Regions from separate parts of the Homo sapiens genome. Here region 2 is linked to region 1. Evidence: chromatin contacts called from ENCODE Hi-C or POLR2A ChIA-PET data. All regions are on one chromosome and are shown on one strand. The core of a region is the stretch at or near the end of the contact, and the rest is flanking DNA. Distances in the headings are between cores, read along the strand shown.

Region 1 (5,388 bases), core at 1,429-3,928:
ATACTTACCCTCATTGATATATCAGTTCATTTTTGACAGTGTATTTCACTCACATACCCACATGAATGTGTGTGATGAGCACATGCTCTCAGTCCTGTATGTTAACCAATCTTGTTTTCCCCCCTTTAGTATCAAAAGGTTTTGGAGGGCAGGAACCATTTTGGCCTCATCTTTTGTGAACCATCACAACACAGAACAAAGCCCTTCACAGAGTGGGAGCTCCATAGACAGCAGTGCATGGTTCTAATAGTAATCCTTGTGAAATCTGAAATTCTCAATCCCCAAATTCCTGTAATATGAATACTAGAGACCAAGGAACTTCAGTCCTCTTGCTACAGCTAACAGCAGAAAAATTAAGAACTTGTAAAAAATGGTAAATAACAAAAAGGATAGTAAATTGATCCCCAACCAGCTGCTCTGAGACACAAAACTGCTTATTTTGTATGAGATCAAATATATAAACTGGAAGGCCAACAATTCTTGACAAGAGTGTCATGATACATGTTCATGACACAAGAAGTCGTTCCTGACCACTCATTAGTAATTTTGAAACCAAAGCCAAACAAGCCCATGTCTTTCTATACTCTAAGCCGCCATGCTAAGATTGTATTTTTTTTTAAATGTCTAGTTACAGTTTCTTGTGATAACTGAAGGAGAGAAACTGTAATTTAGGACACAATCTTTCCAACCCCATGATGTTGAAACAGGCCTACTGTGCTGTTAAGGAGAGACACTTTAGAGCTGCGAAGGGAAATGTATTGGTTTCCTGACTTCTAACAGTGAAAATTTAAAGGAAGTCAGATCAGAGAAGCAAAGCGTTCTGTGGGAGCAGGGAGAAATCTGAACCAAAGGAAGACTATTTCTCTTCTCTTTCTCAGAGATAATTCTCTGTTTTATTTTGCTTGTGAAAATTTAGTGAACAGACCTATTACAGATGGAAAATAAATGGATAGAGTTCAAGCCTCCAACCCCAGGGTGTCCATATATGGCCAGGAACATCCCACCAGAAAATGATGGCTAGAGGTAATGATTAAAATAACACCTTATGTTTGGGTATCCTTGATCTAAGTGATACATTTTCACGTATCTTATTTCAGTCCTCATAACAAGCTGTGAACTAGGCCAGTGGTTCTCAGACTTAGATTTCACAGACTAGTATAATAATAACAAACTAGTGTGACCAACATAAGGATACCAACTCCTTATTTTGCCAAACAAGGACATAAAAATAAGAGTTATTGGCTGGGCGTGGTGACTCATGCCTGTAATCCCAGCACTATGGGAGGCCGAGGTGGGAGGATCACTTGAGGTCAGGAGTTCAAGATCAGCCTGGCCAACAGGGTGAAACCCTATCTCTACTAAAAATACAAAAATTAGCTGGGCACGGTGGTGGGGCACCTGTAATCCCAGCTACTTGGGAGGCTGGGGCAGGAGAATTGCTTGAGCCCAGGAGGTGGAGGCTGCAGTGAGCTGAGATCACACCACTGCACTCCAGCCTGGGCAACACAGCGAGACTCTGTCTCAAAAAAAAAAAAAAAGAGTTATTAAATTACTAACTACAACTACAGTCTATTTTCATCATCATTTCATAAAAGGGGATTTTAACACCACAAAACTGGAGAGGACATAACTTCAGAATAAAAGACAAGCCTTTAAATTGAACACACTTAACTTGGTGAAACATTTACTACATTGTTAACTTTATCATTGTCACATTTTGGTCACAGGTTGTGGAAACCTTCATCTTGAGCTAGAACTGACAGATCCCCAGATGGATGTCTGAGAACCAGTGAACTTGGCATTATCAATCCCCATTACCAGACAAAAAGACAGGCTGGGAGGTGAAATGAGTCTCCAAGATGGGGGCTTAGCTAGTGAGGGCAGAGCTAGGCTGTGAGCCCTGGTCTTCTAGATCTAAGCCCATTACAGCATAGCCCTCCTCTGGTTTTGAAGAGGCAGAATAACACATATACATCCATTAATAAGTTATCCAAAGCGTTCAATGGCCACTTACCACTCTGGTTGGTAACCAGGTGGAAAGTGCCTCTTTTCTAGTTTCTAGAACAGCCACTAGCCAGCAGTTCTCATAGATAGACAACAGAACCTGCTCCTAGGAGGAATTTTATGGTCCTTAGCCAGATCCCTTCCTGTGCTCCATTAAATGCTCCAACATGGAAAATGCTGAGCACGAAGCCTCCGCTACCCCCACAGCATTCAGTAATTATGACTATTATTTCTATTGTAGAATTTGAGTGAAAAGGGCACAAAACTTTTTCATAAATATCAAATACTTGGTTTAGGTCCCTGTGGATTCCTGTAGACATGAAAAGAGCTTAAGAAGTCAAATTGTAGTTTGAGTTTGGACATCTCTGTTTCCCCATCCTGCTGATTATTCCAGCATTCCTCTCCCTTCCAAACCTCTGCCAGTTCTTAGGTCAACTTGAAGAGGGTTTTCAGAGTTGGAGTGTAAGTCTAGCCATCCCAGCCCAAGACTGAATCTTATTGGCAACCTTTTTCCTTTTGGAGAAGCCTATATATGGCCCTTAGATTAGGCTGAGAAAGAACAATTGGGGGGAAGGTTACAAACTAATATCACCCAAGGAAAACTTGCCAATACAAGGAGTGTCCCACGGAGAAATATGTGCTCTTTCTCTCTTGGCGCTCAGCAGCAAAATGGCAACTTTCGTCTCTTTCCTTTGCTGCCTAAAAGCCCACCTCCCACTTCTCTACCCCGCCCCTACTGTGCTGCACGACTGAGCAGATATGACTGGATTGGCCCTGATGGGTAGGTTTTACTGTCCAGCAATATTTTAAGCTCCCAGCCAGACAGCTTTTATGAAGGGAGGGATGTTTGGGAAACAATGGGAGTGAGAGAATGGGAGAGCTGTGTTGGGCACTGAGGGGAGGAGGATGGGGAAAGCTGATGTGTGAAAGCTTAGCTGGGGCTTCTGTGCCTCCCAAAGTTTCTTTTAGCAGCAGACTGGGCCTGTACATCAGTAAACCTTTGGCGTCTCTCCAGAGCGCATGAGCCTAGGGGCATTTTCCCAAGGCCTTATCATCAGCTGGGAGAATCTTAATGATGTAGGGACAGTAAGTGGTCAGTTGTGTGAATCCCTCTGCCCTGAGTCACACCAAGAGTGGTTGGTCCTTTCCAAAGGACCATATTTCATTTTTTATTGGTGGTTTGCTCTTGTCTCTCAAAGCCTTCAGCAGAATTGTGGATATTAGAGGCTGGGAAGTGTAGTGGCGGAAGGAAGGATGGGGAGCATGTTGCTAATAGATACAAAAGCACAGCTAGATAGGGGGAATGGGTTCTGGTGGTCTGCAGTGCTGTAGGGTGAATATGGTTAACATTAATTAATTAATTATTTTAATTTTTATATTTTTGTGTGTGTGTGAGACAGAGTCTCGCTCTGCCACCCAGGCTGGAGTGCAATGTCACGATCTTAGCTCACTGCAACCTCTGCCTCTCAGGTTCAAGTTATTCTCCTGCCTCAGCCTCCTGAGTAGCTGGGATAACAGACACCCACAACCACGCCCAGCTAATTTTTTTTTTTCTATTTTTAGTAGAGACGGGGTTTCACCATGTTGGCCAGGCTGGCCTCAGACTCCTGACCTCAGGCGATCTGCCCGCCTTGGCCTCCCCAAATGCTGGGATTACAAGCATGAGCGACCATGCCTGGCCGTTAACTATTTTATTGTATAGTCTCAAAAAGCTAGAGGAGAGGATTTTGATTGTTCCCAACAGAAAGAAATGATAAATGTTTGAGATGCTGAATATGCTAATTATCCTGATTTGATCATTACACATTGTATACATGTATTGAAATATCACTGTGTATCACAAATACGTACAATTATTATGTGTCAACTAAACATAAAAGGAAAGAGCTTTCTAAAAAGATCAAAACAATAAAAAAGAAACACAAACAAACCTTCAGCAGGGTGGTCTCCCTCTTTGAAAGGAGCCTTAACACTCCAAAGAATTCTGGTGCCATTTGTCAAAGTAATAGCCTTTCTCACCACGTTTCACTTATAATTACATATACTTTTGAGTAGCGGAAGTTCAATCAATGTCAGCTAACATTTTTAGACTTTAGTGCCTTCATCTGTTAAATGGGGATATGATGGTTTTGCTCACCAGGAGGCTCTTGGATTAAATTCTAATGTGGCTTAATGAGGAATGATGCTTGGAGGGCATGGACATATGCTCTCTGAGGCCCACTCCCGTCCCATCATCTGGGACTGACTATTGGTAGTATAAAAAATGGTTATTTTGACTACATTTCCAAACCAAAAATAGGGGCATTTTATCCTACAAGTTTATTCGTGAAAACAATGGAGCAAAAATAGTTGAAACTTAGATTGTTTTATGAAATCTGCAATGTATGATTACTAAATTGAAGACAACTTGGAGGGCAAACTAGACAAAAAAAATCTAAGCACTGGCTTCACCACCCCACCCCCCCTTCCTGTCCTTTCTGGTGTCATGGACATATTGCATTTTGATGGGGGCAGTTTGAAGGAGGATGGTACCAATGTTGTGTGAGTCCCCAATTCCATTTTAAATAAAATGGTCACTAGCCCAAAACCTTGTTTACTTTAGATGTCTGATTTCTTTTGAACTCCCAAGTTTGAGGGCCCACACTGACTGGGACAATGCCCTATAGCAAATCCTTCAGTTAAAAATAGATGGTCAAGGCTGATCCCTGCAATATCAATAAGGTAAGAAGTCAGAGGATGAGGGGAAAAAATCCAATCATTCTTTCTTTGGGAATATTCAGTACATGCTGATTCCTGAAGCTTGCGCTCTCCCTGATATAGTCCTATGAAGAGAAAAGAATCTACAAAGCTTCTCTTTAAAATGAAGTTCTCCCTATCCAAGGCTTCCCAGTCCAACTTGGCTAATGTAGTGGGTGGTGTCATCGCTCATCATCATTTTGTGAGAGATGGTAGTAGAGGATGCATTTGAATCCAGAAAAACGGGGCTGTCAACAAGGCTCTGAACCAGTTATAGTCTCTCGGATTTAGACAAATCTAGCTTTTCAATTTAGCACTTTCTTTGTTTTCTTACGCTGTTAACAAAGAAGATACTCCTCTACTCGTAGTACCCAATTGATTAAGTTATCTTTGTTATTGGTTCTTCTGTTTGTAGCTGGGAAGTCCTTGAAAATATAAACACTCAGTCGTGTATATCTTGGGGAAAGTTTTGAAAGAGATCGGGAAAGAGGCTCACCTTAGCTACCATTGAGAGATGACTTGTCTATTCCTACCAAGAATCACTTTCTCAGGTCTTTCAGAGGGATGTCTTCCCAGGGTGTCTGTATTGCATTATTTGAGATAAATAAGTAAATGTCTAGAATAGGAGACATAACCACATTCAAATGT
Region 2 (5,633 bases), core at 26-2,525, 380 kb before region 1:
AACTTTCTTCTATCCAGCACATGGTATCATGGAAAGGCAGAGGGAGACTAACTTTACCCTCCTCTCCTCCGTCTGTCGCGCAGGACGTGAGGACGTAAATCAAGGTCCGCTAGGATTCTGGGAACCCTCTCTCTCTCTTTTTTTTTTTTTTTTTTTTGAGATGGAGTCTCGCTCTGTGGCCAGGCTGGAGTGCAGTGGCAAGATATCTCGCCTCACTGCAACCTCCGACTCTCTGGTTCAAGCAATTCTCCTGCCTCAGCCCCCTGAGTAGCTGGGATTATAGGCACGCGCCACCACACCCAGCTAATTTTTGTATTTTTAGTAGAGACGGGGTTTCACCATGTTGGCCAGGGTGGTCTCAATCTCCTGACCTTGTGACCCGCCCGCCTCAGCCTCCCAAAGTGCTGGATTACAGGAGTGAGCCACCGCGCCGCTCTCTCTCTCTCTCTCTCTCTCTCTCTCTCTCTCTCTCTCTCTCTCTCTCTCTCTCTCTCTCTCTCTCTCTCCCTCTCCCTCTCTCTCTCTCTCTCTCTCTTTAACTGTCATTCATTTAGCCCTTTCCATATGCTTTTGAGGTTAAATTGGTTCTGTGATTTTTTTATAATTACATATAATGCTCTAGTCATTCTTGTACGGGCATTTTCAGCCACTGGTCTAAATATTTCTTTAGGCTAGAGGTGCAATTACTATAGGAAGAACAATTACTCTATCATACTGTTCATAAAGTTTTTATATCATTCTATTCTCTCTCTTCTGTTGGCTTATTAGCTATAACTCTTTCTTTTGTTATTTTAGTAATTCCCTTAGGGCTTATAGCAAACCTTTTTAACTTATCACAGTCAACTTTCAAGTGATATTATATCTCACCTTCTGGCCTTGACGCTATAGCTGACATGCACTTTGCTTTTACGCATGTTATAAACACCACAACCCATTGTTATTGCTTTTGTTTAAATGGTCAAATTTTTACAAAAGAAATTTACAAAATAAAAAAATACCTAGTATAGTTACCCATTTCTGGTGTTCTTCATTTCCTCGTGGAGATCTGGATTTTCATCTGGTATTGGATTCCTTCTGCTTGGAGGACTCATTTGATGTTTCTTGTAGTGTGGGTTGACTGGTAGTGAATTCGGTCAGCTTTTGTACATCTCTAAATGTCCTTATTTCACTTCCACTTTTGGGAATTTATTTTTTCTGGCATAGTATTCTACATTAACTTCTCCTGCCCTCAGTACCTTAAAGATGTTGCTTCTCTGTCTGCTCGTGTGCATTGCTGCTCCTGGTAGAGGCCGGCAAGAGCAGAAAGGAAGCTGATGCAATCCTCATTTTTGCTCCTGTGTATGTACAATGTCTTTTTCTTCTGGCCAGATTTGAGCAATGTTATTATGATGTATCTAGGAGTGGTTTTATTCATGTTTCTTGCGCTTTGGTTTCCTCAGCTCCTTGGGTCACTGGATTTATAATTTTTGTTATGATTGGGAACTTTCCAGCTATTTTTCTTCAGAAATTGGCTGGGCACAGTGGCTCACACCTTTGGGAGGCCAAGTCGGGAGGTGTTGAGTGAGGCCTGAAATTCAAGACCAGCCTGGGCAACATACTGAGACCCCATTCCTAAGAAAAATAACAAAGAAAGAAAATAAATGTTTCCTTTCCTCCCTGCTCCTTCTCAGGGACTCCCATTACTCAAAAATTAGACCTCTTAAGTCTGCCCTACAGTTCACTGATAATCTTTTCATTAAAAAAAATCTCTTTTGTCTGTGAGTTTCATTTTGCATATTTTCAATTATTCATGATTCCATGTTCCCTGATCATTTCTTCTGCAACATCTAATCTGCTGTTAATCCCATCCAGCGAATTTATCATCTCTGATATTGTGGTTTTGGTATGATATCGGCTCACTGCAACCTCCGCCTCCCAGGTTCCAGTGATTCTCCTGCTTCAGCCTCCCAAGCAGTTGGGACTACAGGCATGTGCCATGCCGCCCAGCTCATTTTTTGTATTTTGAGTAGAGATGGGGGTTTCACTGTGTTAGCCAGGATCATCTTCATCTCCTGACTTTGTGATCCACTGGACTCAGACTCCCAAAGTGCTGGGATTACAGTGGTAAATCACCGCACCTGGACCCACCATCCCTCCCTCCCTTCCTTCCTTCCTTGAGACAGGGTCTCACCCTGTAGCCCAAGCTGGACTTCAGTGGTGTAATCTTAGCTCACTGCAACCTCTGCCTCCCAGGCTCAAGCAATCCTCCCACTGCAACCTCCTGAGTAGCTGGGACTACAGGCACACCTATAGTCCTGGCTAATTCTTTGAATTTTTTTGGTAGAGATGAGTTTTCCTCATCTTGCCCAGTCTAGTCTGAAACTCCTGAGCTCAAGGGATCAGCCCACCTCGGCCTCCCAAACTGCTGGGATTACAGGCATCTGTTTGTTTACAGTATTGTATTCTCTTGCCAGCAACAAGAGTTACAGTTGCTCTGCATTTTTATAAGCCAGTGGCTTTCCCTGTCTCTTAAATGTTACCCATTCTGATGGGTGTGTTATGGAGTATCATGGCATTTTAAATTTGTGTTTCCTGAATGAGTAATAATGCCAAGAATCCTTTCTTATGCAATTTGGCCATTAAGAAATTCTCTTTGGTAAACAAACACCGTTCAAGTATTTTGCCCATTTTACATTGGCTTGACTCTTTTCTTCCTCCCCAAATTTATACACAAACTTTTCTATTTGAATAGAAAAGTTGAGAAGATAGTACACAGAATGGAGTAAAGAGGATGGAATGGGTTTTTGGAAACCAATTCAAACTTTAAAGTTGTTTTAATATCCTCCATCCTCAAAGAACAATGTATGTCTTCCAAAGACATCCCCTTATTGAAATATGCAGAGAAAGTGTGAGATAAAAGAGCATATACTAAACTCCTCAGAACGTGTTTCTGGAAGTGGACAGGGAAATGGGAGTGGGATAAACAGAGAAAAGAAGGAAAGACAGTAAGTGCCTTGCTCAGAGCTGCCACCATAATGTGCCCTGAGCTAAGGTACATGATTACCTTCTCCCTGTGCACCTGAGATCTAAGAAAATATATTAACTAATCAGGGACATGGAATTTCAAAAACACTACAGAAAAACAGAAAATTTACCCAGACAGACCAGTCTAGTTAAGAAAGGCAGGAAGAGATTTTATAAACAAAGCCAAAACACAGAAATCATACAATGAGGTGGTGGGAATGAGACTAACTGTGCCTGTCATCTCCAATGTAACACTAACTGCTGTGAATTATAATGGATTTAAGTCTCTCAGATTGGATAGAAAAGGAAATGCCAGCTCTAATGGTTTAATGGGCAGAAAAGGGTTAAATATTCAAAGCAGTGCACATTATATTATATATATATATATATATATATATATACGTATATATTGTATAGGAGGGAGATATACATATATATACATTTTTTTTTTTTGAGACGCAGTCTAGCTCTGTTACCAGGCTGGAGTGCAGTGGCATGATTTCAGCTCACTGCAACCTCCACCTCCTTGGTTCAAGTGATTCTTCTGCCTCAGCCTCTCGAGTACCTGGGACTACAGTCACGCGCCACTGTGCTCAGCTAATTTTTGTATTTTTAGTAGAGATGGGGGTTTCACCATATTGGCCAGGCTGATCTCGAACTCTTGACCTCATGATCCACACGCCTCAGCCTCCCAAATTGCTGAGATTACAGGTGTGAACGACGGTGCCAGGTCAAAAGCAGTACACATTATCTTTAGCAAGCTAACGCAGAAACAGGAAACCAAACACCGTGTGTTTTCACTTATAAATGGGAGCTGAATATGAGAATGCATGGATACATGGGGTTGGGGAGCAAGGACAACACACACTGGAGCCTATTGGAGGGTGGGGGTTGGGAGGAGGGAGAGCATCAGGAAGAGTAGCTAATGGATGCTGGGCTTAGTACCTGGGTGATGGGAAGATCGGTGCAGCAAACCACCATGGCACACGTTTACCTATAAGACAAACCTGCACATCCTGCACATGTACCCTGAACTTAAAAGAAAAGTTGGAAATAAAAAATGTAAAAAGGAAAGAAAACAAACAACAACAACAAAAAGAGCAGTGCAAATCTGTACCATGCTCATTATAAACAAAAGAATGAGAGTGAAAACATGAATATCCAACAAAAGCAAACAACAAAAGAACACTTTCTGTTAGCTAGAGGAGTAATATCCTAGCATCTACCTAGAATCAAATGGAACTGTTTTTCCCTGAACTGGCCTCCTTGGGTGGCCAACCAGGGTGAGGTGAAGGGAAGAAATCTGGGAGTGAAATGTCCATTTCTTCGCTCTTGCTTAGGTCTCTGTAAGGCATAAGAAGTTAAAAGCAAGATCCAATCCCAGGCCTTTTCCAGGAATTCAAAAGAGGTGTAGGAGGAGAGAAGTTCAATTATCACCCTGGTCTCCTGGAGTATCCCAGGCATAGTCCCAAGAGTTCAGCTTTCCAAACCAGGGTCCCTGTTCTCTGACAGCCTTTTTTGGAGAAAGTACTGATGTTCCTGTCAAGGTTGGGAGGAAAGGGTTTGAGAGGCACCAAGCAATGGGGAGGCAAAGAGAAGACATCAACAAGCGAGGCAAGAACTTTCCACAGGCTCACACTGGATACAGGACCAGAGACAAGAAACTGGGTGAATTTCTGATTTTTCCTACAGAGGTTTGTTATCAAGTTGCACAGAGCCTACTCAGAATAAGGCTTTTTCAAGTCAGCTCTTTTAATGTGAAGCCATAACTTTGTGGTGTTGCCTGATGCAAATCACCACTGCGAGCCTTTGCTCTGGGTGTCTTTTTTGTTAGTCACATCAAAGAGAACACAGCGAAAATCTTGACTCCTTTCCCCAAGTCTGTGTCTTAACTGTTTCCAAGGCTGCAGAGCTCAGGGTCAGGAGGCACTGGCAGTTCAGTGGTAGAAATTACACCTCCCACCCGGGAGACCTGGATTCCATTTCTGGCAAATGCAGGGTCCTGTCTTTGTGCCCTGTGGTTTTTACATTTACTTACTGTAATTGTGACCCTCAAAGAGGTCACAGCCACACTAATAAAGAAAAAAAAATGGAAGCTACTGTATAGTCCTCGGGTTCTTTCCCTAGCTGAATTTATCTTTCTTTTATTTATTTATTTTTGTTAGTTTGTTTGTTTGAGACAGAGTCTCGGTCTGTCACCCAGGCTGGAGTGCAATATGTGCAATCCTGGCTCACTGCAACTTCCACCTTCTGGGCTCAAGCGATTCTCCTGCCTCAGCCTCCCAAGTAGCTCTAATTACAGGTTTGTGCCACCATTTCCTGCTAATTTTCCTATTTTCAGTAGAGACGGGGTTTCACCATGTTGGCTAGGCTGATCTTGAACTCCTGACCTCACATAATCCACCAGCCTCTTACAGGGTGTACCCGGCCCTGGAGCGGAATTTATCTAAGCAGGGACTTTATAGAGACAGTCTATGAAGCAGCCAGTGGGTCTGGTTGGTCTCTGCGTTTCTGCATATTTGGCCCTAAAACTGGTGCTACTTTTATTGTCTCTGCTGTCAGATCCCTGCAATACAAAGAGTCACCTGATCACGGATTCTCTGCCTGGACCTTGGATAGACCATTGGACC

Evidence for each region. A loop is a pair of places that touch in the nucleus more often than their neighbours do. ChIA-PET counts read pairs that join two places held with the same protein, here RNA polymerase II (POLR2A).
Region 2: a loop to region 1 is called in a map with no recorded cell type, with 3 times the contacts of the local background. The contact joins the promoter of LINC02806 here to the promoter of GJA8 in region 1. A Hi-C loop is called at or near these places in 2 of 37 single-sample maps with no recorded cell type. POLR2A ChIA-PET finds 5 or more read pairs at or near these places in 2 of 52 experiments (PC-9 and activated naive CD4-positive, alpha-beta T cell).

What each region holds. Positions count from the first base shown.
Region 1 is chr1:147,900,085-147,905,472 of GRCh38, reverse strand. It overlaps GJA8 (gap junction protein alpha 8), which reads right to left and starts at 2,678. Exons shown (of 2, transcript NM_005267.5): 1 at 2,612-2,678.
Region 2 is chr1:148,274,910-148,280,542 of GRCh38, reverse strand. It overlaps LINC02806 (long intergenic non-protein coding RNA 2806), which reads right to left and starts at 1,275. Exons shown (of 2, transcript NR_187239.1): 1 at 1,012-1,275. It overlaps LINC01731 (long intergenic non-protein coding RNA 1731), which reads left to right. Exons shown (of 5, transcript NR_183739.1): 2 at 5,169-5,305; 3 at 5,566-5,633.